4 separate regions of the Homo sapiens genome follow, and all the other regions are linked to region 1. The links are chromatin contacts, found by Hi-C or POLR2A ChIA-PET in ENCODE. All regions are on one chromosome and are shown on one strand. Each heading gives the region's core, a stretch centred on a gene start or an enhancer-like site at or near the end of the contact. The rest is flanking DNA. Distances are from core to core; before and after follow the strand shown.

Region 1 (6,070 bases), core at 2,149-4,648:
AAAAGATAGTGTGTAATTTCAGGAGCTGTAGTATTCTCTGAAGCCATCCACAGACCTCAATTTAAGATCCCTGGATTAGAGGATTTCTGGGTTAATCCTAGTTTTCAAAGTCTATAATTCTCTATTTCTGTCCACACTACTCTGTTGTCTAGCTACGCATGCTGTGATCCTCATTCTTCAGACTCCTGCTTCGGGTGTTTACTCATACTGTTTTGTCCATTTTCAGATGTCCTTCCTACCCCCTTGACCATCTTTACCTTTGAATGTTCTACCCTCTTTTTAAACCACAATTCCTTATCACTTTTTATGTCTGAAGCTTCTTCAGTCAGAATTAATCTTTCCCTTAGAACCTTATACCAAATAGCCTTTAGCCTGTTTGGTTTTACATTATAGTGATTAGAGGGCTGTGTATCCATTGCCCCTTCCTCTTCTCACCTATTCCTCAACAGATTATAAATGTCTTGACATACGTGACTATGTGCCTGTATTTGCTTTGTAACTGAGTGGTGCCTTGCTAGTAGTAGTCAAGGAATAATTGCTTGAATTTGTCACTTAATTGTAGTGACTGTCTGCTGTGTCCCCTGCTAATTGCTGAGAGGATTAGCCCCTTTCTCCCAAAAAAGGAGAAAGTGGTGCAGAAATAGAACCACAGAGGGAAAACCTCATATAGAAGATGAACTAGGCCCGGTGCAGTGGCTCACACCTGTAATCCCAGCACTTTGGGAGGTTGAGGCAGGTGGATCCCTTGAGCCCAGGAGTTCAGGACCAGCCTGGGCAATAAGGCGAAACCCTGTCTCTACAAAAAATACAAAAATTAGTTGGACATGGTGGTACGCACCTATAGTCCTCCCAGGTACTCGGGAGGCTGAGGCACAAGAATCGCTTGAATCAGGGAGGCAGAGGTTGCAGTGAACCGAGATTGTGCCACTGCATTCCAGCCTGGGCAACAGAGGTGGAGTCTGTCTCAAAGAAATAAAATAAAAATATAAATAGAAGATTAACTTAAAGAATGGGTAGAGTTTAGGGAGCTGGACGGGCATTATCTGGGAGAGATGAAGAGAAATGAGAGAACTAGCGTGTACTGTATTTCATTATCAGTGAAATTGGTCTATTTTTACTGAAAAGAGAGATTCGGCTTACAATTTTCACCTAAGCTTTACATTTTTTATTTTTGTCGTTTTTGTTTCCGCAGGTACAAGAAAATTCCCCAGGACACAGAGCTGGTTTGGAGCCTTTCTTTGATTTTATTGTTTCTATTAATGGTTCAAGATTAGTAAGTTCAACTTTCTGTAGTTTTGTCTATAGTATTTGTAATCTCTCAAAAATGGAATTTTTCAGATGACCTGAGATGGGTATTTATTAGTTACAATCATTATGTGTAGTATGCCAATTTATAGAAATAATCATGTATTAATAAACATTGAAATATCTATAATATTATACCTTATGCTCCACTGATTATCTTAGGGAAGTCTCTAGAATCAGTGGAGTCTTTTATATGTTAAATATTTAATTTTTATAAGCAGAAAGAAATAATTAAGATGTAAAAGATTGCTTTTTAAAGATGTCAGACTTCTGTTGGTTGTTGACAAATGGATTACTAGAAAGATTCATTCTCTCATCTCATTCTCTCAAACTCGTCAGTTTTCTTGGTGCTAAGTTTCACAATATATGAATAATGTTATTAGAACCAGACAGAGAGATGTGCTCCAAAGTACCAAATTAAAACCACTTTTTATACCTTGTTTAGAGTTTACCCATAATAAAGTTCTAAGATAAAGAAATTATATAATCTCAGCAAATTCTTAGGACAGTAGCCACTTGGTTGGTTTAATTTTTCGTAACAGTCTTAAGTTTTCGTTCATTACTTACAACATCTCTGACATATAAATAAAGGCCAACATCTGGCCTTTATTTGTTTATGAAATGAAATATTTAATATGCTGTTTCTACTTTCTTTTCTATCCAGCTCTTAATAAAGCATGTATTTAGAAATAGAGTCCAAAATTAAACGTTAACCCCAGTAAATGTTTTAGATTTTTATAATCAAAGTCATCACAACTTCGTTAGTAATGTGACTTCTTATGGCATATTTTGTTTTTACACATTGAAGCCCTAGATCATTCTAAATAATGTTGGGTTGCAAATTCCATAATCCATAATGAGCTATTAGAAAAAAGTCAGTTTCAAGTTGTTGCTAACGTAAGAGTTCTTAATTTCTTGACATTCTTTTACATAGAAGAAAATTTAAATGTTGGTGAAACCTTTGTTGAATGTTTTATTTATGTTGATTATTAATATTACTCTTATAGGGCCATAGGATGCTTAAGCTAACATTAAATTTTTATTTACTAAGGAATGTGATTTCTATGTGTTCACAGAATAAAGACAATGACACTCTTAAGGATCTGCTGAAAGCAAACGTTGAAAAGCCTGTAAAGATGCTTATCTATAGCAGCAAAACATTGGAACTGCGAGAGACCTCAGTCACACCAAGTAACCTGTGGGGCGGCCAGGGCTTATTGGGAGTGAGCATTCGTTTCTGCAGCTTTGATGGGGCAAATGAAAATGTTTGGCATGTGCTGGTACGTATCAACTGTGAACTGTTACTGGAGGTTCATGAAGCAGTGTGGAAAGATGTTTTAACAATGGTTGTTTCTGGCTTAATAAGATTGTAAGGATATTATTAATAGGCAATTTTTGCCAAAAATCAGCGTTCATTGCTTTTTAAGTATGGATCAATTTTTTTTTAAGTTGAGGAAGAGAAGCAAATGTACAAGTTTAAGAACTTTTTCTAATGATTTATTCATTATAAGATGTGTTAGAGTAGATAGCTACAAAAATATTTTAAATATTTGTTAAATATTATGTAATTTTTATGCTCAGAAGTTTAAAATATATTCTGTAGTTTCTGACATCTGACACATCTCTAGCAAGACAGAAGTATACAGATTTAAAAAATCAACATAATTAAAAATTGGACTATAAACCTTGGAAGATTATTTTATATATATTAATTTTAGGGTGTGTGTTTATGTCATTCTAGGAGGTGGAATCAAATTCTCCTGCAGCACTGGCAGGTCTTAGACCACACAGTGATTATATAATTGGAGCAGATACAGTCATGAATGAGGTAATTCGTGTGTTTATTCATAGTGAGAACTATATAAAATTTTCTCATTGAGGTTTGAGTTGAGAAAGATATTTGCATGCTTTGCATTTAGAGTTAAAATTTCAGTCTTTGCTGATCAAAAATAACTTAAGCCTCAGGGTGTTAAATGGAACATCTGGTAGGTGTCTTATTAGGTATAGCTGTGAGGAAAAACACATACTGTGCGGCAATTGCACAGATTTTATGTGTAATATACAGAAATCTTTGCATACCTGAAGTCTAAATCAAATTCTCATTTTCAATTGTTCATTGATTTCATTTTCTCTTCCCCTTTTTGTTCAGTGACAGCATTAGCTCAGCTATATTACATCCTTTTCCTTGTCTCTTAGCTAGCGGAAGTATACATTGCTAAATCAAAAATGAGAGAAAAGGCTGGGCACAGTGGCTCATGCCCATAATCTCAGCACTTTGGGAGGCCGAGATGGGAGAATTACTTGAGCTCAGGAGTTCGAGACCAGTCTGGGCAGCATAGTGAGACCTTGTCTCTACAACAAATACAAAAATTAGCCAGGCATGGTGGTGCATGCCTATAGTCCCAGCTACCTGGGAGGCTGAGGTGGAAGGATCACTTGAGCCTGAGAGGTTGAGGCTGCAGTGAGGCAAAATCATGCCACTGCACTCTAGCCCAGGCAACAGTTAGAGAGACCCTGTCTCAAAAAAAGAAGAAAAAAAAAAGAGTGAGAAATGAGGTGCCCAGACAACCAGGTCTTAATAATGGGAAGTAAAAGCAGAATATGTAGAACTCGGGTGTAAAAGAATTGTACTAAGAGTGCCAACTAGATCTTAAGGAACTGGCCATAAAGCCTTGTATGTAGTAAGTAGGCTTTGCTTGAATTAATATATTGAATTAAACCTGCTTGTGATTTTTATGTCTGGGGCAGGGCCCAGAATCTGTATTTTTTTCTTAGATTTCTCAGGTGATTCTGATAGCCAGGTTTGAGACACACTGTTCCAAAGTATGGTAACGTGAAACATTTTCTCCTGTGACACTTTTGCAGTCTGAAGATCTATTCAGCCTTATCGAAACACATGAAGCAAAACCATTGAAACTGTATGTGTACAACACAGACACTGATAACTGTCGAGAAGTGATTATTACACCAAATTCTGCATGGGGTGGAGAAGGCAGGTAAGGTCATTTTTTAGACTAAGTTATGACTGCTTAAACATACCAGTCAGATATGTTGCAGACATTGATTGTTTTTATTTTGAAAGAAATTACTGGTTTATTTTAAGACTCCTCTTAAAAAAAAGGGAAGAGCTAGTCTAGAATATTGAAACCAATTTTTTTAAAGTACATATCTAGGGAACATAGTATATATACTATAGTCCTTTTCTTTACTAACCTAAGAGCTAACAGCATTTCTTTTTAATTGAGAAATTATTGCGCATAAGCCATAATTATAGAAAAGCCTAGAATTTGGAAACATTCCACATGTTTTCAAAAGTTCTAATCCCATGCTGGGAAAAGGATAACTTAGTTGCTGCAGGCAGGAAAAGCTTCCGTTTGCTCACAGTATCTTTACCCACACTACCTGAGATTCTCCAGCTGAATGTTTCGCCACAAGTATTCTAACTTGTTGCAGTTTGAGAAAAGTAAGATAGATGTGTCATCCAAGAGTCTGGCCTATATGGGGCAATACTTGATCAAATTATCATTGTCCATTGCCCAGGTTTGTAAATGCCCAGAAATAGGATCTATTCGAGGCATTCAAAATTTATTCATTACAAGAGGCACTTCCTCATATAAACTACATTTGCAGAGAAGCTGCTATATTTGAATGACAAATTTTCAGTTTGCAATAGAAAAATACCCCCTCTCTAGTTAGAAGAATACTCAGGTCAGATTAGTACCACAAGAGTGCCTGCTGAGCATGGAATCAAACTGGAGGAAGAGATTCTGTGGACAGTGAAGACCAACAGCAAAGAACATCACATATTCTTTCATTTTTAATTATGTTAACTAAATTTGGCTACATTCTTTGGAAGACATTTTTTCTTTTGATGTGTTTAATACTGTCAGTTGGCCATTGCATTAGCTAGGCCCATACAGAACATTTTCGTCAGTCTGCCTCTGACCATGCATTTGGTCTTTTTGTGCTTCTGTTTTTATTCCTTCCTCAGAGGCTGACCACATTTCATTTATTAAATCTTATTTCTCTTAATTTCATTCTTAGGCTGTCTTTAAGTTTGCCCAGGGTCTTGCTGTTGCCTCAAGTGCATTGTCTATTACCACTTAATTACTTTGACCAATAAGCACCTTGTTTTCAAATGTAGCTACCTCTGAAAGGCCATAATTGATCACTATAAATTATTTAATCTTTATTTCTCTAAATCCCAGTCCAGTGAGAATTGCAGGGTTTTGTTTGTTTGTTTGGAGACAGCGTCTTGCTCTCTGGGCTGGAGCACAATCATAGTTCACTGCAGCCTTTAACTCCTGGGCTCAAGCTGTCCTCCCGCCTCAGCTTCCTGAGTACCTGGGACTACAGGTGTACACACTGTACTTGGCTAATTTAGAAACTCTTTTTTAGAGATGGGGCCTTGCTTTGTTTCCCAGGCTAGTCTTGAACTCTTCGCTTCAAGCAATCTTCCCACCTTGGCCTCCCAAAGTCCTGAGATTATAGGTGTGATCTTCCATGCCTGGCCGAATTGCAGTTTTGATTGTGAGGGAAGAAGGGAAGAAGGAACAAATAATTGTGAGATGAAGCATCATTGTGCATATCAGACTGGTAAAGGAGGAGCTAGGCCTGGCATGGTGGCTCACGCCTGTAGTACTACCGCTTTGGGAGGCTGAGGCGGGTGGATCACTTGAACTCAGGAGTTCAGTACCAGCCTGGGCAACCTGAAGAACCGTTGTCTCTACAAAAAATACAAAAATTAGCCAGATGTGGTGGCATG
Region 2 (6,502 bases), core at 2,835-5,334, 380 kb after region 1:
GGGTATGACAGTTGTCTTAAACAGAGCTTACCACTGATACCAGAAAGGGTCTGGATCCAGACGCCAAGAGAGGATTCTTGGATCTTGTGCAAGAAAGAATTGAGTCCATACAGCAAAGTGAAAACAAGTTTAAGTAAAGAATAGGCTGGGCGCGGTGGCTCACACCTGTAATCCCAGCACTTTGGGAGGCCGAGGCGGGCGGATCACAAGGTCAGGAGATTGAGACCATCCTGGCTAACATGGTGAAACCCCGTCTCTACTAAAAATACAAAAAAAAAAAAAATTAGCTGGGCATGGTGGTGGGTGCTTGTAGTCCCAGCTACTCAGGAGGCTGAAGCAAGAGAATGGCGTGAACCCGGGAGGTGGAGCTGGCAGTGAGCTGAGATCACGCCACTGCACTCCAGCCTGGGTGCCAGAGCAAGACTCCATCTCAAAAAAAAAAAAAAAAAAAAAGTAAAACATAAAGAATGGCTACTCCATAGGCAGAGCAGCCCCAAGGGCTACTGGTTGCCCATTTTTAAGGTTATTTCTTGATTATATGCTACACAAGGGGTGGATTATTCAGGCCTCCCCTTTGTAGACCATATGGGTAACTTCCTGATGTTGCCATGGCATTTGTAAACTATCATGGCACTGGTGGGAGTGTAGCAGTGAGGACAGCCAGAGGACACTCTCATTGCCATCTTGGTTTTGGTGGCATTTGGCCGGCTTCTTCACTGCAACCTGTTTTATCAGCAAGGTCTGTATGACCTGTATCTTGTACTGACTTCCTATCTCATCCTGTGACTAAGAATGTCTTAACCTCCTGGGATTGCAGCCTAGTAGGTCTCAGCTTCATTTTACACAGTCCCTATTCAAGATGAAGTTGCTCTGGTTCAAAAGCCCTTGATACAAGAGCTTGTCAGCTTACATACCTTTTTTTTTTTTTTTTTTTTTTTTGGAGACAAGGTCTCACCATGTCACCCAGTTTGGAGCGCAGTGGTACAATCTCAGCTCACTGCAACCTCCGCCTCCGAGGCTCAAGCGATCCTCCCACCTCAGTCTCCTGAGTAGCTGGGACCACAGGTGTGTGCCACCATGCCTGGCTAATTTTTGTATTCTTGGGAGAGACAGGGTTTTGCCATGTTGTCCAGGCTGGTCTTGAACTCCTGAGCTCAACCGATCTGCCTGCCTCAGCCCCCCAAAGTGCTGGGATTACAGGTGCGAGCCATTGCACCTGGCCTAACAACTTGTATATCTAAGAATAGCCTGAAAATAATGTCAGCATGGGCTGTACTTCCCCAATTTTAGGAAAGGAAAGAGGAACTAAAATTCTATTTCAGATATGAGCCTCTGAATTTCAAAAAAAAATTGGGAGAAAATAGACAACAACAAGACAAAAAATAATACACTTTGACCTTGGGCTTGTTGTAGCTTTCCCTGGAAATAAGGTGTGCTTTCTCTCTGCAATCAGATGACAATGGGAAGAGTCTGACTGTGTTTGGGAACTGGTTTACTAAGCCTAAACAAATAAACAATTTTTTTTACTTGCAAAAAATGTCAAGTTACATTTTCTCAAAATTACTTGACATAATACTAACTTAATTGAATGCTTATAAAAATCAAGGAACAAGCAAAATGGTTAGATGTAATAAATTCAAACAAGCTTGAGCATATCAAGTTTTCAAAGCACAGAAAAAGGCATACTGTGCTGAACCACTTACATGTGCTTAAAATGCACAAAGGAGCTCACCTATGACAAAACGGCAGGAAATACAAATTCTCTTCTTTTTTTCTCATTGTCTTTTGAGAAACAATAGACTTACAGTAGTCCTTGAATAGCACAGTCCTCTGGCTTTGTACCTTAACATGTTACAAAGTTCAGTCTTGTGAAAGGAGTGTAGATACCATATTGGAGCTATTCTGAGTCTGGTGCAATGGTTTCTGGAATTTGCCTTGAATCCACACTCGGTGCATTTTCACTTGTTTTTTCCTATTAACTTGTAAGCGGCGATCAACCAGATTTTGCTTTTCATCTAAACTGGCTTTGCAGAACATACTGTGGACTTCCCCTGTGAGACAAAAATGGCAATAAAAGATATGACATGTGACTAGAGATGGGGGAGGTCAGGAGTAGAACACTGATGGAATAACTGACCATCTAAATTTCATTTATACAAGAAACACTCTCTAGAACAATTTGGTGAAGGAAACCTGTGAAACCAAGCGAGTTTCTTCTATTTCACAAAAATACACCATGCATATAAAAATACACCTGTTTACAGACTAACACGGCAGACATCAACAGATATATAAAACTATTGGTTGCAGCTTTCAATATTTTGAAAGGTGCTCCCTTTCTGAGTTTTTGTTGGTTTACAGAAACCCAAAACGGCAGATTATAAAAGTACTCACATAAATTTGGGGAAATCCTTGAATGCAGCATTCACTTGGTACTGTTAGAAATGCATTTTTAAAAATGTGAAATTGGTTGGGCATGGTGGCTCACGCCTGTAATCCCAGCACTTTTGGAGGCTGAAGCAGGCAAATCACCTGAGGTCAGGAGTTCAAGACCAGCCTGGCCAGGGTGAATCACTTGAGGTCAGGAGTTTGAGACCAGCCTGGTCAAATGGTGAAACCCCTTCTCTAATAAAAATACAAAAATTACCTAGGCGTGGAGGTAGGTAATCTCAGCTACTTGGGAGGCTGTAATCCCAGCTACTTGGGAGGCTGAGGTGGGAGAATCGTTTGAACCGGCGAGGTGGAGATGGCAGTGAGCTGAGATTGTGCCACTGCACTCCAGCCTAGGCAACAGAGTGAGACTCTGTCTCAAAAAAAAAAAAAAAAAAAAGAGAAATCAGCTAGAGATAAGTAATTTTCCTTCTTTCTATTTTGAAAATGTATTGTTTTTTTAGACATAAGATTCACTCTGCTGCCCAGGCTGGAGCACAGTGGTCCAATCATAGCTCACTGTAGCCTCATCTGCCCCAGCTCAAGTGATCCTTCCACCTTAGCCTCCCAAGTAGCTAGGACTACAGGTATGCACCACCAGACCAGCTAATTAAAAAAAAATTGTTTTGTAGAGACAGAGTCTCATTTTGTTTTCTAGGCTGGTCTCAAATTCCTGGCTTCAAGCAATCTTCTCACCTTCATCTCCCAAAGTGATGGGATTACAGGTGAGCACCCCTGTGACAGGCCAAGATAAGTAATTTTCTATAAACTTATCAAATGTCCTCCTTTGGCTGTGGCTATCATCAATTTTTTTCATATCTAGGCTAACAATATCTCCAAAATGGAACAGCCTTCACCTTCATCTGGGTATGAGGGTAAAACAAGAGACTTTAAAGCAGTTTAACTGGAAAAAGATTAAACAGTAAACGGCCATTTTCAACCTTTTATGTAGACCAGTAATAAGCATCAAAGTATGAAGACATCTAATGCTTAATCAATGACTGAAGCCTCAGTTTCATAGCTTCTGAGCTATAATCAATGAGATAATAACTAACAAGAACGATTATGACCAATTATTTCCTTTTGTAGATTAGCATACCTTTTGTAAAGAAATATGCTCTGGTACCATCTCCTCGAACATAAAAATTTTCAGATAAACAATGTCCTGAAAAAAATTGTGAAAAGAGAAACTCTTAAGGGTATTCCTTTAAAAAAAAACAACTAAATACTTTGATGTGAAATATAAACAAGGCATTCTTTAGAACATTTAAAAATAACCTCAAACTGAATATACTATTACCCTTTTTAAAACGAAGCTGAGTCTTATCATATCTTCCATAGTCTCGAAATAACAGCATTCCCCCAGGTTTCAGTAACTTGGACAGTCGGTTTACAACACCTTGCATCCTTTGGAAACAAAGTATTAAAAAGATACCCAGTTTGTAGAAATCTTGTTTTATATGCTGGATTTAACTTTGTTGAAGACAAAATAAGAAAAGCTTGATAAGGCCAAAGAAATCTAAACCATAAACATAAGGGTAACAAAAATAAAAATATTTTGTAAAGAAGAAAAAACCAAAACCAACTTGCTAAATGACTAGATTCAAAAGTCCTAGAGTATCAAGAAATCACCCAAATGATCAGAGTGGTAACTTCACAGAGCTTGACGTATGATGTCAAAGCTAAACTTCAAAACCACAGATGTTTCCTGGTACTTACAGAAAATTAAGGTAGTTCTGAGATAGACAACAATGGAGTGTGCTTCATTTTCCTTGCAAGATAAAAAATATGCCAAAGCCATCCCAAGTTGTACATATCTAAAGAGGGAATATCTTTCCTCCAAAACGAGCTCATTCTCCTTTTCTTTATTTAGTTCGGAGGTACCACCATTTACCTCATGAAAGAGAAATTATTTTTCTTCCACTGTCCTCTCCATGTGGCCATAAAATTCTATGTCCTCTTTAATTTTTATTTTTAATGACATCTTTGATATTTCCTGTCTTTTTTGTTTCCCATTTGTACTCCCTTAGTACCAACCCCTATCTCCTTAGGCCTGGAAACAAATCTGCTTCCTAACACGCTGTATTATTCTCCCTGTCAATCCTTCCTGCATGTTATCGATGAATAATTCTGCTTAAAATGATAATTTTGTCAAATCATCTCCTTGCTCAAAAACTTTCATGATTTTAATCCATAGGATAAAATTTCAATTTCTTAGTTGAGCTCTTAAGATCTCCTACTACTGACCCCAATTAATCTTACCAACAGCTTTCCAATCTGAAGCAGCTCCCCTAGCCAAACTGTCATGCTTGGCCCTGAGCAGCCTCTGCCTTTGCTCACATGGTTTTTCCTCAAAGAATTCTCTCCTCCTTACTGTCTGCCTATTTAAATTTTATTCACATTCCAAGCCCTAGTTCAACAGCAGGGAGCCTTTGCTTTTCTCCTTTACTGTTTATTCTACTTATTTGGCTTCCAGTCAAATACAATCCCTTATAGCTGCTCTTGATTTAGTGTTTTTGGCTAAGTGTTCATGGCTTTATGTGTGATTATGGGCCAGGGATGGCATAGATTTCAGATCTCATATTAATTCTGAGTGACAGCATCGGCTGCCTACAGAGCTCTGAGAAGGACTCATAAAGCTCATTGCGAGTTACCGAGTACAAAATCGATTATCAATGTCTGCCATGGGCAGAGAATGGTAAATGGCAGCTTGTGTGCTAAGTCCTTGTCTCTGCCTTATCTAAGCTACTTAAAGCTGCTGAGGTTTTCTTATTTGAAAAAAATGAAAAGTTTGAATCAGATAATCTGTAAATTCCTTTCAATTAAAACACTGTTCAGTGGAATAGTAAGGTAAAACTCAGATTATGTCATGTTATGAAGGAAGCAGATACTGAGAAAATGAAAGCAACTATAAAACAAGAAAGAAGTAGGACAAAAGGAGGTGGCATGATTAGGTGAAAAGTCCTTTTAAAAAAACTAGCACATAAGGACATAAAAGAAAAAAGAAACGTATTTTTTGTTTATTTTATTACAGGTTATTTTCATACTGTGCTTATATCATAGGCTTTGCGAATGAAAGAAAATCATATCTAAACCTTAAAATATTCACTTTCAATATAAATATTTTACGTACATAGCAAAATCTTTCTGTAATTATTAGTAAAACAAGTATGAAACTAAAATGCAGAAAAATAAACAATCGAACACTTTAAAATGTAGCCACCTCCTCCTGCAAATTCTTTCCTCTCAGCTATCCTTTAATGTCTGGGGTTGAGGATAAAGGCAAGGAACGGGAGCTACTTTTCTTGCTCATCTCATCTTGGTTCATAGTGCAGTTCCCGAGCCAATTCCTGAGAACTGCAGGTGGGAGTGGGCTGGGGGTGAGATGGACAAGACAGGAATGGTATGAAGCCCCTTTTCTTTCTTCATCCTACTTGGGCCAACTCTGCTGTCTTCACTTATCTCTGGATAGAGGGAGAGGAGAAGGAAGAGATAAAAAATGTATTGACTGCCTGCTTTATGCTTGGCTCTGTAATATTTTGTATTTTCATTTCAGTGACAAGAAGGACAATTCGCTCTTCTTTTGTAGCCACCTACAATTTATTCCCATTTAAGCTGGGTCCTCCAGACTCAAGGTCTAGCCAAATTGCTTGCCATTTGCTTATGCCTGAATTTTCCAAGCTACCAAGATGCTACTTTTCTAGAACTTTTCTGGGGTTGAATCTACTACTATAGTCCTAAGTGACACTATAGACATTGCCTTGGTTTTAGTTTTTTCTTTTTTTGAGACAGGGTCTTACTCACTGTCACCCAGGCTAGAGTACAGTGGCGTGATCTTGGGTCACTGCAACCTCCGTCTCCTGGGTTCCAGTGATTCTCCTGCCTCAGCCTCCAGAGTAGCTGGGATTACAGGCATGCAGTACCACGCCCAGCTAATTTTTGTATTTTTATCATTTATTTATTTTTTTGAGACGGAGTCTCTGTCTTGCCCAGGCTGGAGTGCAGTGGCATGATCTCCACACACTGCAGCCTCTGCCTTCCAGTTTTAAGCAATTCTCCTGTCTCAGCCTCC
Region 3 (6,997 bases), core at 582-3,081, 310 kb after region 1:
ATTTGAATATCTTTAAAATATATTGACTGTTTAAACAAAAATAATAACAATGTGTTGTGGGGATTACAACATATGCATAAAGAAAACAGTAGCCTAAGTGCTGGGAGGGAAAAGTGGAGTTATGTAATTATAAAATTCTGTGGCCTGGCGCCGTGGCTCACGCCTGTAATCTAACACTTTGGGAGGCTGAGACAGGCGGATCACTTGAGGTCATCAGTTCAAGACCAGCCTGTCCAACATGGTGAAACCCCATCTCTACTAAAAATACAAAAATGAGCCGGGTGTGGTGGTGGGTGCCTGTAGTCCCAGTTACTTGGGAGGCTGGAGCAGAAGAATCATCTCTACTAAAAATACAAAAATTAGCTGGCCATGATGGCATGTGCCTGAAATCTCAGCTACTCGGGAGGCTGAGGCATGAGAATTGCTTGTACCCAGGACGTAGAGGTTGCAGTGAGCTGAGATGGTGCCACTGCACTCCAGCCTGGCAATAGAGTGAGACTCCATCTCCAAAAGAAAAAGGAAAAAGGACTGGTGCGGTGGCTCACACCTGTAATACCAGCACTTTGGGAGGCCGAAACAGGAGGATCACGAGGTCAGGAGTTCAAGACCACCCTGGCCAACATAGTGAAACCCCATCTCTACTAAAAATACAAAAAATCAGCCGGGTGTGGTGGCAGGTGCCTGTAATCCCAGCTACTTTGGAGACTGAGGCAGGAGAATCGCTTGAACCCGGGAGGTGGAGGTTGCAGTGAGTGGAGATTGCGCCACTGCATTCCAGCTTGGGCAACAGTGCAAGACTCCATCTCAAAAAAAAAGAAGAAAAAAAAAAGAACAAAAGGCTCAATAATAAGAAAACAACACAATTAAAAAAATAAGCAAAAGAATCAAACAAACATGGGTGACAAATAAGCATATGAAGCATATAAGAAGATGCTCAGCATCATTAGTCATTAGGAAAATGCAAATTAAAACCATAACTACTGAATGGCTAAAATTAAAAAGACTGACCATACCAGGTGTTGGTGAGGAGGTAGAGGAACTTGAACTCTTATACCTTGCTGGGGAAAGTATAAAACAGTACAACCACTCTGGAAAACAGTTTGTCAGTTTCTTAGAAAGTTAAACATAAACCTACCATTTTATCCAGCCATTCACTCTTAGGTATAAGAGAAAAAACATGCATCTATATAGAATTATGCATAAATGTTCATAGAATCTTCATTGGTAATAGCCCCAAACTGGAAACAACCCAAATGTCCATGTACAGGTGAAACAAACCGGTATATCCAGCTGATGGGATACTACCCAGCAATAAAAAGAAATGAACAATTGATACATTCAACAACATGGATGAATCCGCAAATAATTAATGCTGAGCAAAAGAGGCCAGACCAGAAAAAGAGTATGCACTGTATGAGTTCATTTATATAACATGCTAGGAAACGCAAACTAACGTATAGTGACAGAAAGCAGATTAGTGGTTTCCTGGTGGATGAGGAGATGTGAAAGAACAGGAAGAAAGTGTTACAAAAGCAAAGAAACTTTTTGAGGTATTTTCACTATATTAATTGTGGTTATGGTTTCATAGTTGCATATGTGAAAGGAAGATAAAATCATGGAACCCCAAATTCACGATGCCAAAAGGGAAAAGTTAAGCTTGGAAGCTGAGTCATGAAAAAAAACCCCAAAACTGCCTTTATCTTTGTTCCTAAACTGATAGCTACAGATAGAAGGCCACAGGGGGCCTCCCTCACCTTGACAATGTAAATGAACAGCTTATCTTCATGGACTTGGGGGTGGAGGAGTGAGGGGAAAGAGGAGATTCGAAATCCCCTTCCATCCTGAGCTGAATGCATGTTTGACTGCTTTTCTACTCTATGTTTACTTCACCTTATGTAAAAGAGCAGATTTACTGAGTGTGAGTCAAATACATAATTGATTTTTCCCCTACCCCTTCCTTTTCATGCACATGTGACTTCACAAGAATGTGACCATGCCCTTCCTCTTTTTTTTCTTTCCCCTTTCCCCTCCTGCCTACTTTTCCCCTTTAAAATTGAAGCCCCCAAAATTCTCTGCAGAAAAAATAAGGGCCACAGATCCTGCTGTGGCTTGTGTCTCTTTTTCCTGGGTGTGTATTCAACCTCAGCAAAATAAACCTCTAAACTGATTGAGACCTGTCTCAGATACTTTTTGGTTTACATATATGTATGTCAAAACCTATCGAGTTGTACATTTCAACTATATGTTATTTATTGTAAGTCAGTTATACCCCAATAAAGCTGTAGAAACATAAATATTAGTTATTTTTAAAAATCAGTGCTAGGGGCCAGGCACGGTGGCTCACGCCTGTAATCCTAGCACTTTGGGAGTCCAAGGCGGGCGGATCACCTGAGGTCAGGAGTTCGAGACCAGCCTGGGCAACATGGTAAAACCCCGTCTCTACTAAAAGCACAAAAATTAGCCAGGCTTGGTGGCATGTGCCTGTAATCCCAGCTACTCGGGAGTCTGAGGCAGGAGAATCACTTGAACCCAGGAGGCGGAGGCTGCAGTGAGCTGAGATTGTGCCACTGCACTCCAGCCTGGGAAAGGAGAGCAAAACTCCATCTCCAAAACAAATCAGTGTTAGACTTTACCACACTCTGGCCTTATGACTCTTTGAAGCTGAGATTCTTTTAGTCATCAACATGGTTCTGGCCTAGGAACTAGTAGTTCTTCTGTGGAGTTAGAGAGCAGATAAAGGCCTGTTCTTCTACAGACAAGTTCTTTGCAAGCCATCCAAGGTGATGGAAAGGAGGTGGGGGCCACAGAGTTGAGCTTTTTTCTTTCTTCCAGGAAGAAATTAAAGACCCTTGGGGTTTTTCAATCACAATTCTCTTGACCTACTTGAGTCACTATGGGGCAGGATGCTTTGTTTCATTTCATAGAAACAAAGAGTGAGCATAAATTCTAAACAAAGTAATGTATTTGTAGATGGTCTTGTCTCTTGACGCAGATATAAAGCCTATCTTCTGAGAGAGGACAAAGAGATTAGTATGTGCCTTGCTTAAGAACAATAGACAAATGTTACAGCCTGTTAACTCCATCTGCTTCCCAAAAGAAGAAAGAATTTTTACAATGAAGTGTCAGAGGGTCTTCAGGCCCCATACGGGAGATTTTCCCAAGGGAAGCCCATAACAACCTTCCTGTGTATTTAAGCCAATATGTTCCAGCTCCTAGAGTGGGGCTCCTTGTCCTTAATTGTGGAATAAAAAGCTTTGTCTTATTGAAAGAATTTGAGGCATAGGGAGAAGGGGAAGTATTTTGGTTGGTGGGGAGGGAAGTCACAAGGTTGCATGCTTTCCTGGCTACGATGGAATCATTTGTGTAGTGAAGAAACTGAATCATCCAAAGGAAAGTATCGTCAGCTACCATATTCCAGAAATCATTTGCTTTCCTGAGGCACTGGGTGACTGAAGCAGATACATTGCAGGCACATGCCTGTAAGAGCCAAGGAATTCAACTTTTTTTTTTTTTTTCTTTGAGACAGAGTCTCGCACTTTCACCCAGGCTGGAGTGCAGTGGCGCGATCTCGGCTCACTCCAAGCTCCACCTCCCGGGTTCACGCCATTCTCCTGCCTCAGCCTCCTGAGTAGCTGGGACTACAGGCACCTGCCACCGCGCCTGGCTAATTTTTTGTATTTTTGGTAGAGATGGGGTTTCATTGTGTTAGCCAGCATGGTCTCGATCTCCTGACCTCGTGATCTGCCCACCTCGGCCTCCCAAAATGCTGGGATTACAGGCGTGAGCCACTGCACCTGGTTGGAATTCAACTTTTTTTTTTTTTTTTTTTTTTGAGTCAGAATCTCGCTCTGTCCCTCAGGTTGGAGTGCAGTGGTGTGATCTCAGCTCACTGCAGCCTCCACCTCTCGGGTTCCAAGCGATTCTCATGTCTCAGTCTCCTGAGTAGCTAGGGTTACAGGCACCTACCACCACACCCAGCTAAATTTTGTATTTTTAGTAGAGATGGGGTTTCTCCATGCCAGGAATTCAACTTTGTTTTTGTTTTTGTTTTTTTGAGATGGAGTTTCACTCTTGTTGCCCAGGCTGGAGTGCAATGGCACGATCTCAGCTCACCACAACCTCTACCTCCTGGGTTCAAGTGATTCTCCTGCCTCAGCCTCCCGAGTAGCTGAGATTACAGGCATGCACCACCATGCCCGGCTAATTTTTTTTTTTTAGTAGAGACGAGGTTTCTCAATGTTGGTCAGGCTGGGCTCGAACTGCCGACCTCAGGTGATCTGCCTGCCTCAGCCTGCCAAAGTGCTGGGATTACAGACATGAGCTACCATGCCCGGCCAGGAATTCAACTTTGGAGGCCCCATTTCTCCATTCTTTCTTTTCTGGGTTTGTGGGGCTATATTTCCCTTTCCTCTCTTCCTAATATAACTTTCCATACCTCAGCTGCCTCCCTGGCGCCAGGGCTGCCATCCCAGCAGGCCAAGAGGCAGACCGCTCTGCAGCGTGATGTGTTTTTTATGTTTCTGGCCATCTTTCTAGTCTTCTGCACAAGTGGAGTGTGTGAGGGGAACCCCTGCAGGAGAGTTACTGAGGACTACAGACTCTACTTCTGGCAGGTTGCCCTGCTGGGGAATCAGGCATTGGTCTCAGTCAGCTGGATGGGGCTGGGATCTATTTTCTATTTCCAGGTTCCCAGCGCGCATGTTCTTGTTTCCTGATGGTGCAACACTGAGGCTCAGCTATATGGCCGGGGAGATCTGTGAAATAAATGTGGGCATTTCATGTCATGTCTGGAAATTCCTGTGGAACTCTGGAGAGTGCCCCCAAAGTGAATAAAAATCAACATAGTCCTCTAATAATGTAATCTGTCCTCATAGGAAGCACTTCAGAGAATATTTTCAAACAAAGGTAAGATCTGAATAAAGTGAAAAGTGCTACTTTTATGCCCATTACCTGATGGACTGCTCACCAGTTCCAGAAGTCCTCCAACTATGGGAACACTGTCATGAGAACATGAAAATAAACCATACTGATTAATCTTGAATGAAACCTAACTCTTAAGTTTTGACTCCTCCCCCTCAAAAAGTACCTAGTGAATCTGTTTGAACAAAAATGAAATCAAAATTTAATTTGAGAAACAAATATATAAACATGAAAAAGTTTAGGCAAGAAAGGGCAATACAGGCCGGGCACAGTGGCTTATGTCTGTAATCCCAACAATTTGGGAGGCTGAGGCAGGAGGATCACTTGACCCCAGGAGTTTGAGACCAGCCTGGGCAGCATAACAAGACCTCCATCTCTACAAAAATTAAAAATTAAAAAAAAAAAAGAAAGAAAGAGGAATATGATGAAATAATTCCTCATCTAATCTCTGTCCCCTATTCCCTTGTTTCTCTCCAGGAAGTATTGTTAACAATTACTTAAGTATCTATACATGGCACTGGCATAGACATTACACACACACACACACACACACACACACACACACACAGGTGGTATGTGTATACATGTATGTATATATGTATATATCACATATCCTTTTTATTATTGTGAATGTCTTTATACATACAAGAGAATCTATTGTATAAGTGATGAACAAAGATTATGACCAACATGAACATTGTTGAATGTCATGGTCCTAGAAACAGAGGACATGGGCAAACTGAGAAGAGTTTAATAAAATGACTATTTACAAAATTGCAGGCAGGTTTAGAGAAATCAATAAAGGATAGTGCAGTACTCAGACACTTACCCAGATTTTGTGGGACCTAATGAATATTCAGTTTTTAGAAACTTCTTTAAGAAAAAGCATGTACTTCTTTAAGAAAAAAATGCAAAATTATGACACAAAAGTAGGTGCAAGAATAAAATTAAATAGCTGGAGACCGGGCGCCATGGCTCACGCCTGTAATCCCAGCACTTTAGGAGGCCGAGGCGGGCGGATCACGAGATCAGGAGATCGAGACCATCCTGGCTAACACAGTGAAACCCCGTCTCTACTAAAAATACAAACAATTAGCCAGGCGTAGTGGTGGGCGTCCGTGGTCCCAGCTACTCAGGAGGCTGAGGCAGGAAAATGGCGTGAACCCGGGAGGCGGAGCTTGCAGTGAGCCAAGATCGCGCCACTACACTCCAGCCTGGGCAACAGAGCGAGAGTCCGTCTCAAAAAAAAAAAAAAAAAAATTAAATAGCTGGGCACAGTGGCACATGCCTATAGGCCCAGCTACTCTGGAGGTTAAGGCAGGAGGATCACTTGAACCCAGGAGTTTGAGACTGTAGTGTGCTATGATCACACCTGTGAATAGCCACTGTTTTCCAGTCTGGACAACACAGCAAGACCTCATCTCTTAAAAAAACAAAAAGAATGAATTAGAATGAGAAAGCACATCAAACCAAATTTCTAAGACTATAAATATCAAAATTGTCATAAAATATCATAAAGTATCAAATACGATAAAATCTAGATAATATCATCATATCACGATTAATCACCTGTCTTTAATACTTTTTTCCATATATATATTTTTTTGTTTTTGCTATGTCCTTTTTTTTTTCTTTTTTGAGACAGAGTGGAGTGCAGTGGTGCGATTATAGCTCACTGCCACCTCAATCTCCTGGGCTCAAGCAATCCTTCCACCTCAGCCTCTCGAGTAGTTAGGACTACAGGTGCATGTCACCACTCCCGGCTAATTTTTTATTTTTTGTAGAGACACGGTCTTACTATGTTGCCCAGGCTGGATATGTACTCTTTGATCATTGCTTTACATGACATCGGTATCATTCTCTAAAGAAAGAATGGCAAGCTAAGTTAGTCTTTCCTCTAGATGGTCTCTTTCTGGATTCTCTATTCTGTTCAATTGGTCTGCAAATATCTCCCTACAAGAGAATAAGAATAGTTCAGAGGAACAATTGAAAAGACAAATCATAGCACATATACTGCTGAGCATTGGTCAGAGGCACCATTTTTTAAGTGCAAAGATTAGGGCATTTTACAAAGCTA
Region 4 (6,759 bases), core at 4,024-6,523, 360 kb after region 1:
AAGAGCAGTTAGAATCTTTCTGGAACGGTTCTAATTTTAATGTAATACAGATCACCTGGGGATCTTATTAAGCTGCAGATCTTGATTTGCTAGGCCTGAGTTGGAGATTGCGAGGTCGAATTGCTAACAGCCTCTCCTGGTGATGTTAACGCTAATAGTCTGCAAACCACCTTATAAAAAGGATCTAGGAAAATTAAGACAGGTGGTTAATTCCAGAGTAGAGGGGCCAGAGACAAGTAACTAACAACAACAACAAAAAACTTTTTTTTAACCTTAACAAAAGGGTAAAAACAAAAGTATATAGGACCTCTTTTATTTTATTTTATATTTTTTTTGAGACTGAGTCTTGTTCTGTCACCCAGGCTGGAGTGCAGTGGTGCAGTCTTGGCTCGCTGCCTCCCAGGTTCAAGCAATTCTCCTGCCTCAGCCTCCCAAGTAGCTGAGATTACAGGCGCCTGCCACCACACCCAGCTAATTTTTTATGTTTTCAGTAGAGAGGGGGTTTTACCATGTTGGCTAGGCTGGTCTTGAACTCCTGACCTCATGATCCGTCCACCTCGGCCTCCCAAAGTGCTGGGATTACAGGCATGAGCCACCACACCCGGCCAGGACCTCTTTTAATACAACCCAATTTATTTATTTATTTATTTTTTATTTTTATTTTTTGAGACGGAGTTTCGCTCTTGTTGCCCAAGCTGGAGTACAATGGCGCAATCTCGGCTCACCGCAACCTCCTCCTCCCAGGTTCAAGTGATTCTCCTGCCTCAGCCTCCCGAGTAGCTGGGATTACAGGGATGCACCACCATGACTGGCTAATTTTTGTATTTTTAGTAGAGACGGGGTTTCTCCATGTCGGTCAGGCTAGTCTCAAACTCCCGCCCTCAAGTGATCTGTCCACCTCAGCCTCCCAGAGTTCTGGGATTACAGGCTTGAGCCTCTGCGCCTAGCCTATGACCCAAATTTTTAACTTGGTCACTGCTATGGTTGGAATGTTTGTATCCCCCTAATATTCATATGTCGAAATCCTAACCCCTAAAGTGATGGTATTAGAAGGTGGGCTGTTGGGAGGTGATTAGGTCATGAGAACTAAAGGGATTAGTGTCATCATAAAAGAGTCCTGAAGGAGCTCAGTTGTCCCTCAGCCTCCCAAAGTTCTGGGATTATAGGTGTGAGTCACCATATCTGGCCAAATCCTCCAGTGCCTTGATCTTGGATTTCCCAGCCTCCATAACTGTGAGAAATACATTTCTGTTGTTATAGCAACCCAAATGGGCTAAGAGAGTCGCCTCATCTAAACATGAATTACAGTCAACGAAATGCTAAATTGATAGCATGGACTTACCTATATTGCCTCCTACCTCCCAGGTTTGCTGTATGTGACCGCAGTCATGTCATAATAGTCCAGAAGGGCCTGCTGTGAGTGACACTCCCTAGCACCAAGCTTTAGGCTATGCAGTTGGAGGTGACATTTGGATTGAAATAACAGATAAGCTGAAGTCATAGGTAAGAAGATGAGCATGAACTCTGAAGGGAGATTTAAGACCAGAAAATGGGAAATGAGCACTTTGGTCAGAGATCAAGAGGCAGCTAGGTGCAGTGGCTCATGCCTGTAATCCCAGGACTTGAGGAGCCTGAGGCAGGAGGACTGCTCGAGCCTAGGAGTTTGAGATCAGCCTGGGCAACAAAATGAGATCCCATCTCTACCAAAAAAAATTTAAAAATTAGCCAGGTGTGGTGGTATGTGCCTGTAGTCCTTGCCACTCAGGAGGCTGAGGCAGGAGGATTGCTTCTGCCTAGGGATTTGAGGTGGCAGTGAGCTATGATCACACAACTGCACTCCAGCCTGGGAAAAAGAATGAGACTCTGTCTCAAAAAAAAAAAAAAAAAAAAAAAAGTAAGAGGCTGGAGAGACAGAAAAAAATATAGTTCTTAAAATGCCAAACTTGACCCTCAAAGAATGTTGAGGTTTTTCTCCTATGGTGTGCCAGGCACACTAAGAGGGAGGTCATGTGTAACTCCTTTGCTTCAGGCTCTCTCCACTTGTCCATCACCAACCACAAGGAGTAATGGAAGGGCTGAACTTTCCCAGGTTTGCTTGGCAAAGAGTTGTGATGATCCCAGAGCATACTGTGGGGTGGAGTGTTATGAGAAGGTTCTGTGGTGGTGGGAGTCCAGGATGTCTTATAATTAAGTCCTTCCTCTGGGACTGGATGACAAGAGTATATGCACAGTGCCAGGCACAGTCGACATCGGCTGGCCATAGTGAGAAACGGTGGAAAACAGCGTGGTGTATATAAAAAGTGGATGGCGGCCGGGCACGGTGTCTCACGCCTGTAATCCCAGCACTTTGGGAGGCTAAGGCGGGCTGATCACTAGATCAAGAGATCGAGACCATCCTGGCCAACATGGTGAAACCCCGTATCTACTAAAAACACAAAAATTAGCTGGGCATGGTGGCATGCACCTGTAGTCCCAGCTACTCGGGAGGCTGAGGCAGGAGAATCCCTTGAACCCAGGAGGTGGAGGTTGCAGTGAGCCAAGGTCGCACCACTGCACTCCAGCCTGGCAACAGGGTGAGACTCTGTCTCAAAAAACAAAAAACAAACAAACAAAAAAAAAACAAGAAAGAAAGAAAGAAAAAAGTGGATGGCAAGTCCAGGGAGCTAGAAATAGAGGGCAGAAGTTCATAGTTTTGGAAGGCCAGACTGAACACTGGGCTAGCTGCTTTTTTTTTTTTTTCTTTTTTGAGACACAGTCTCGTTCAGTCACCCAGGCTGGAGTGCAGTGGTGGGATCTTGGCTCACTGCAACCTCTGCCTCCCGGGTTCAAGCAATTCTTCTGCCTCAGCCTCCTGAGTAGCTGGGACTACAGGCACGCACCACCATGCCCGGCTAATTTTTGTATTTTTAGTAGAGACGGGGTTTCACCATATTGGACAGGCTGGTCTTGAACTCCTGACCTCGTGATCCGCCTGCCTTGACCTCCCAAAGTGCTGGGATTACAGGCGTGAGCCACTGCACCTGGCCGCTAGCTGCTTTTTTAAAAATTGTGGTAAAATGCACATATAATAAAATTTACCATCTTAACTATTTTTAAGTGCACAATTCAGTGACATTAGTACTTTCACATTGTTGTGCTACCATCAATATTGGGCCCATCAATATCATCCATAGAACCCTTTTCATCTTGCAAAACTAAAACTCTGTACCCATTAAGTGACAATTCCCCATCCCCCTGTCACCCAGCCCTGGTGACCACCATTCTATTTTCCATCTCTATGAATTTGACTATTCCAGGTACCCCATGTAAGTGGAATCATACTATATTTTTCCTTTTGTGATTGGCTTATTTCACTTGGCGTGATGTCCTCAAGGTTCATTCATATTGTAGCATGTGTCAGAATTTCCTTCCTCTTTAAGGCTGAATAATATTCCATTTTATGTATATATCACATTTTGCTTATACATTCATCTGTTGATGGACACTTGGTGCTATTCTTTGAATGTATTCCCCAAGCTCATGGGTTGGAAACTTAATTCCCAATTCAACAGTGTTGAGACCTTTAAGAGGTGAGTAGGTCATGAGGGCTCTCCCCTCATGAATGGATTAAAGCAGTTATCACACGAGTGGGCTCCTGATAAAAGGATTCATTTGACCTCCTTTTCTCCCTCTCATGCTCTCTTGCCATTCCACTTTCCACCATGGAATGGCACAGCAAGAAGGCTCTCACCAGACGTCAAGCATTTGCCAGTACCATGCCCTTGGACTTCCCAGTTTCCAGAACCATGAGCCAAATACATTTCTTTTCTTTATAAATTACCCAGTCTCAGGTATTCCGTTACAGCAACACAAAACGGACTAAGACACTTGGGTTACTTTCACCTTTTGGCTACTGTGAAAAATGCTACTATGAACATGCATGTACAAATATCTCCTCAGGTCCATGCTTTCAATTATTTTGGGTATATGCTAAGAATTGCTGAATCACATGATAATTCTATTTTTAATTTTTTGGGGGCCCACCATACTGTTTTCTATAGCTATTGCACCATTTTACATTCCCATCAACAGTGCACAAGAGTTCCAATTTCTCCATACCTTTGCCAACATTTATTATTTTCTGGGTTTTGGTAGTAGCCATCCTAATGGGTTTGAGGGGGTATCCCATTGTGGTTTTGATTTGCATTTCCCTAATGATTAATGACATTGAGCATTTTTTTATATGCTATTGCCATTTGTATAACATTTTCTGAGAAATGTCTATTCAAGTTCTTTGCCCATTTTAAAATTGAGGGTTTTATTGTTGAGTTGTGAGAGTATTTTTTGTTTTGTTTTGTTTTTTGTTTTGAGACATGATCTCACTCTGTCACCCTGGCTAGAGTGCAGTGGTGCGATCACAGCTCACTGCAGTATTGACCTCCAAGGCCCAAGCGATCCTCCCACACCAGCCTCCTAAGTAGCTGGGACTATAGATGCACACCGCCATGCTCAGCTAATTTTGTTCTTTTTTTTTTTTTTTTTTTTGTAGAGACAGGGGTCTCACTATGTTGCCCAAGCTGGTCTTGAACTCCTGGGCTCCAGCAACCCTCCCACCTCAGCTTCCCAAAGTGCTAGGATTACAGGCATGAGCCACCATGCCCGGTGTAAGAGTTCTTCATATATTCTGGATACTAAACCCTTATCAGATGTATGATTTGCAAACATTTTCTCCCATTGCGTGGGATGCCTTTTACTCTGTTGATGTGTCCTTTAATGCACAGAACTTTTTAATGTTGTTGTAGTCCAACTTTTCTTTTTCTTTTGTTGTCTGTACTTTCGTTGTCATATCCAAGAAATTATTGCCAAACCCAATGTCATGAAGTTTTTCTTCTGTTTTCTTCTAAGAGTTTTATAGTTTTAGGTTCTACATCTAGGTTTTCAATCCATTTTGATTTAATTTTTGTATCTGGCATAAATTTGGGGTCCAATTTCTCTTGCAAGTTGATATCCAGTTTTCCCAATGTTATCTGTTGAAAAAACTGTCCTTTCCCCATTGAATGGTTTTGGCACCCTTATGGAAAATCATTTGACCATATGTGCAGGTATTTATTTCTGGACTCCAAAAGGGCTATTTGTTGAGTTTATGTGAGGATCAGGTGATAACTGTGGTAAAGGTGAGTCAGATCAGGTTCTATGCTTGGATGACCGCTTTGAGTAAATGATGCATAGTGTGAGGCTTTATAGCCGTCTTTGGCCTATTTTGGAGAATCTTACAGATCTCCGGAAAGCAGCTCAGATCTTATCTTAATTGTGACCAGTTGGATGGACTGTGGTGATGCTTAGAGGTGCTGCTAGGTATTGTGAGTAGAAGTCCTACATGCTGTGGCAGGAGGCATTCTGCACAGAGTTATGGGCAGCATTGTTAAAAGCGACCTTGGATGCCAAAGGGTAGATGGTACAAAAGCTATACCTTAAGGACCCATTTCACATGCTTTGTTTGGCTTTTGCCGTATAGCACATGGCTAGATTTGTTCTCTGAGGTTCTTGAAAAGGGTCTAAAAAATGCGGATACCAATTGATATGCTGAGGTTGGCGAAACTATGGTGGCCAAATGGTGATGGTCTGTTGGAGCTAAAGATTTAAGTAGGAGATGCTTACCACATTTCAGACAAATGGGCATCTATCCTGAACTGCAGGAATCTAAAGAGCAGGGGTTCATTTCATCAGCCACCTGCATTTCAGTATTCTCAGTATGCATCACACTTTCTGGCACACAGTAGATGCTTAATAAGCATTTGATTATCTGAATTAAACATAAGCCAAAGAAACAGCAATGACTTTCTTAAATAAGAAAACTCAACTTTTCGGTTAGCAAGTTTCTTAAGGCTAATTTAATTATTTTTAAATAATTATTTAAAAATTATTTATTTTAATTTATTTAATATTTATTTAATATTTAATAATTTATTTATTTAAATAATTATTTAAAAATAATTTTATATTAAATATATTTATATTATATATAAATAATTAAATATTTAAATTATTTATCCTGTAATTATTTATCCTCCTCAAAAGAGACAAAGACTTGTTCACCATCCGTATTAGCCAAGGTTCTCTAGAGAGATAGAACCAATAGGGGAGAGAGAGACAGCGAGAAAGAGAACGAGAGAAAGATAAAGAGAAGAGAGGATTTATTAGGGGAACTGGCTCACAGAATTATGGAGGCTGAGAAGTCCCATGACAGGCCATCTGCAAACAGGAGACCAACGGAAGCCAGTGGCATGGCTCAGTCCAAGTACAAACACTTCGGCACCAGGGAAGCCAATAGTGTAACTCTCAGTCTGAAGGCCTAAAAACCAAAGCAGCTGCTGGTGCAAGTTCCAGAGTCCAAAGGCCAGATAACCTGGAGTCCAAAGGCAGGAGAAGAAGGGGGTGTCCCAGTTCCAGGAGAGAGAGAAAATTCACCTTCCCTCTACCTTATTCTATTCAGGTTGCCCACATTGAGGGCAGATCTTCCCCACTCAATTCACTGACTCACATACCAATCTCCAGAAATAATGCTTTACCAGCTATTCAGGTATCTCTTAATCCAGCCAAGTTGACACCTAAAGTTAACCATCAGGTCATCCTTTGAAAAAAAAAAAAAAAAAATATATATATATATATATATATATATATATTTTATAAATATATAATATACTATTATATATTATATATTAATAATGATATTAATTACCACTTATTAAGTGCCAGTTATCACCAGGCATCATACCTAGC

The links. A loop is a pair of places that touch in the nucleus more often than their neighbours do. ChIA-PET counts read pairs that join two places held with the same protein, here RNA polymerase II (POLR2A). Pooled maps may share reads with other maps.
Region 2: a loop to region 1 is called in a pooled map, with 4 times the contacts of the local background. The contact joins two enhancer-like sites. A Hi-C loop is called at or near these places in 3 of 37 single-sample maps with no recorded cell type and 3 of 50 pooled maps. POLR2A ChIA-PET finds 5 or more read pairs at or near these places in 4 of 52 experiments (A673, GM12878 and T-cell).
Region 3: a pooled map shows a loop between it and region 1 (3-fold over the local background). The contact joins two enhancer-like sites. A Hi-C loop is called at or near these places in 2 of 50 pooled maps. POLR2A ChIA-PET finds 5 or more read pairs at or near these places in 3 of 52 experiments (GM10248, K562 and PC-9).
Region 4: a loop to region 1 is called in a pooled map, with 2.5 times the contacts of the local background. The contact joins two enhancer-like sites. A Hi-C loop is called at or near these places in 3 of 37 single-sample maps with no recorded cell type and 2 of 50 pooled maps.

Annotation. Positions count from the first base shown.
Region 1 is chr2:170,947,158-170,953,227 of GRCh38, forward strand. It overlaps GORASP2 (golgi reassembly stacking protein 2), which reads left to right. Exons shown (of 10, transcript NM_015530.5): 2 at 1,193-1,273; 3 at 2,382-2,585; 4 at 3,047-3,133; 5 at 4,171-4,301. Among named protein-coding and RNA genes, the nearest start is that of GORASP2, 21 kb to the left of the region's middle. Within about 2 kb of position 3,399, at least 3 of the 41 ENCODE cell types and tissues checked have a DNase peak (open chromatin) inside an H3K27ac peak, as active enhancers do; they include GM12878, where a contact is called at or near this core.
Region 2 is chr2:171,322,312-171,328,813 of GRCh38, forward strand. METTL8 (methyltransferase 8, tRNA N3-cytidine) reads right to left here. Exons shown (of 10, transcript NM_001321154.2): 8 at 3,731-3,837; 9 at 3,530-3,595; 10 at 1-2,051. The coding sequence ends at 1,861. Among named protein-coding and RNA genes, the nearest start is that of METTL8, 110 kb to the right of the region's middle. RefSeq lists a silencer at 1,668-1,962 and enhancers at 2,044-2,143, 3,975-4,024, 4,519-5,043. Within about 2 kb of position 4,085, at least 5 of the 41 ENCODE cell types and tissues checked have a DNase peak (open chromatin) inside an H3K27ac peak, as active enhancers do; they include GM12878, where a contact is called at or near this core.
Region 3 is chr2:171,259,085-171,266,081 of GRCh38, forward strand. It overlaps LOC107983995 (a long non-coding RNA gene), which reads right to left and starts at 5,836. Exons shown (of 3, transcript XR_923576.2): 1 at 5,750-5,836; 2 at 4,951-4,997. LOC105373737 (a long non-coding RNA gene) reads right to left here. Exons shown (of 3, transcript XR_923573.3): 3 at 6,542-6,997. Within about 2 kb of position 1,832, at least 3 of the 41 ENCODE cell types and tissues checked have a DNase peak (open chromatin) inside an H3K27ac peak, as active enhancers do.
Region 4 is chr2:171,302,543-171,309,301 of GRCh38, forward strand. No RefSeq gene overlaps it. Among named protein-coding and RNA genes, the nearest start is that of METTL8, 130 kb to the right of the region's middle. Within about 2 kb of position 5,274, at least 2 of the 41 ENCODE cell types and tissues checked have a DNase peak (open chromatin) inside an H3K27ac peak, as active enhancers do.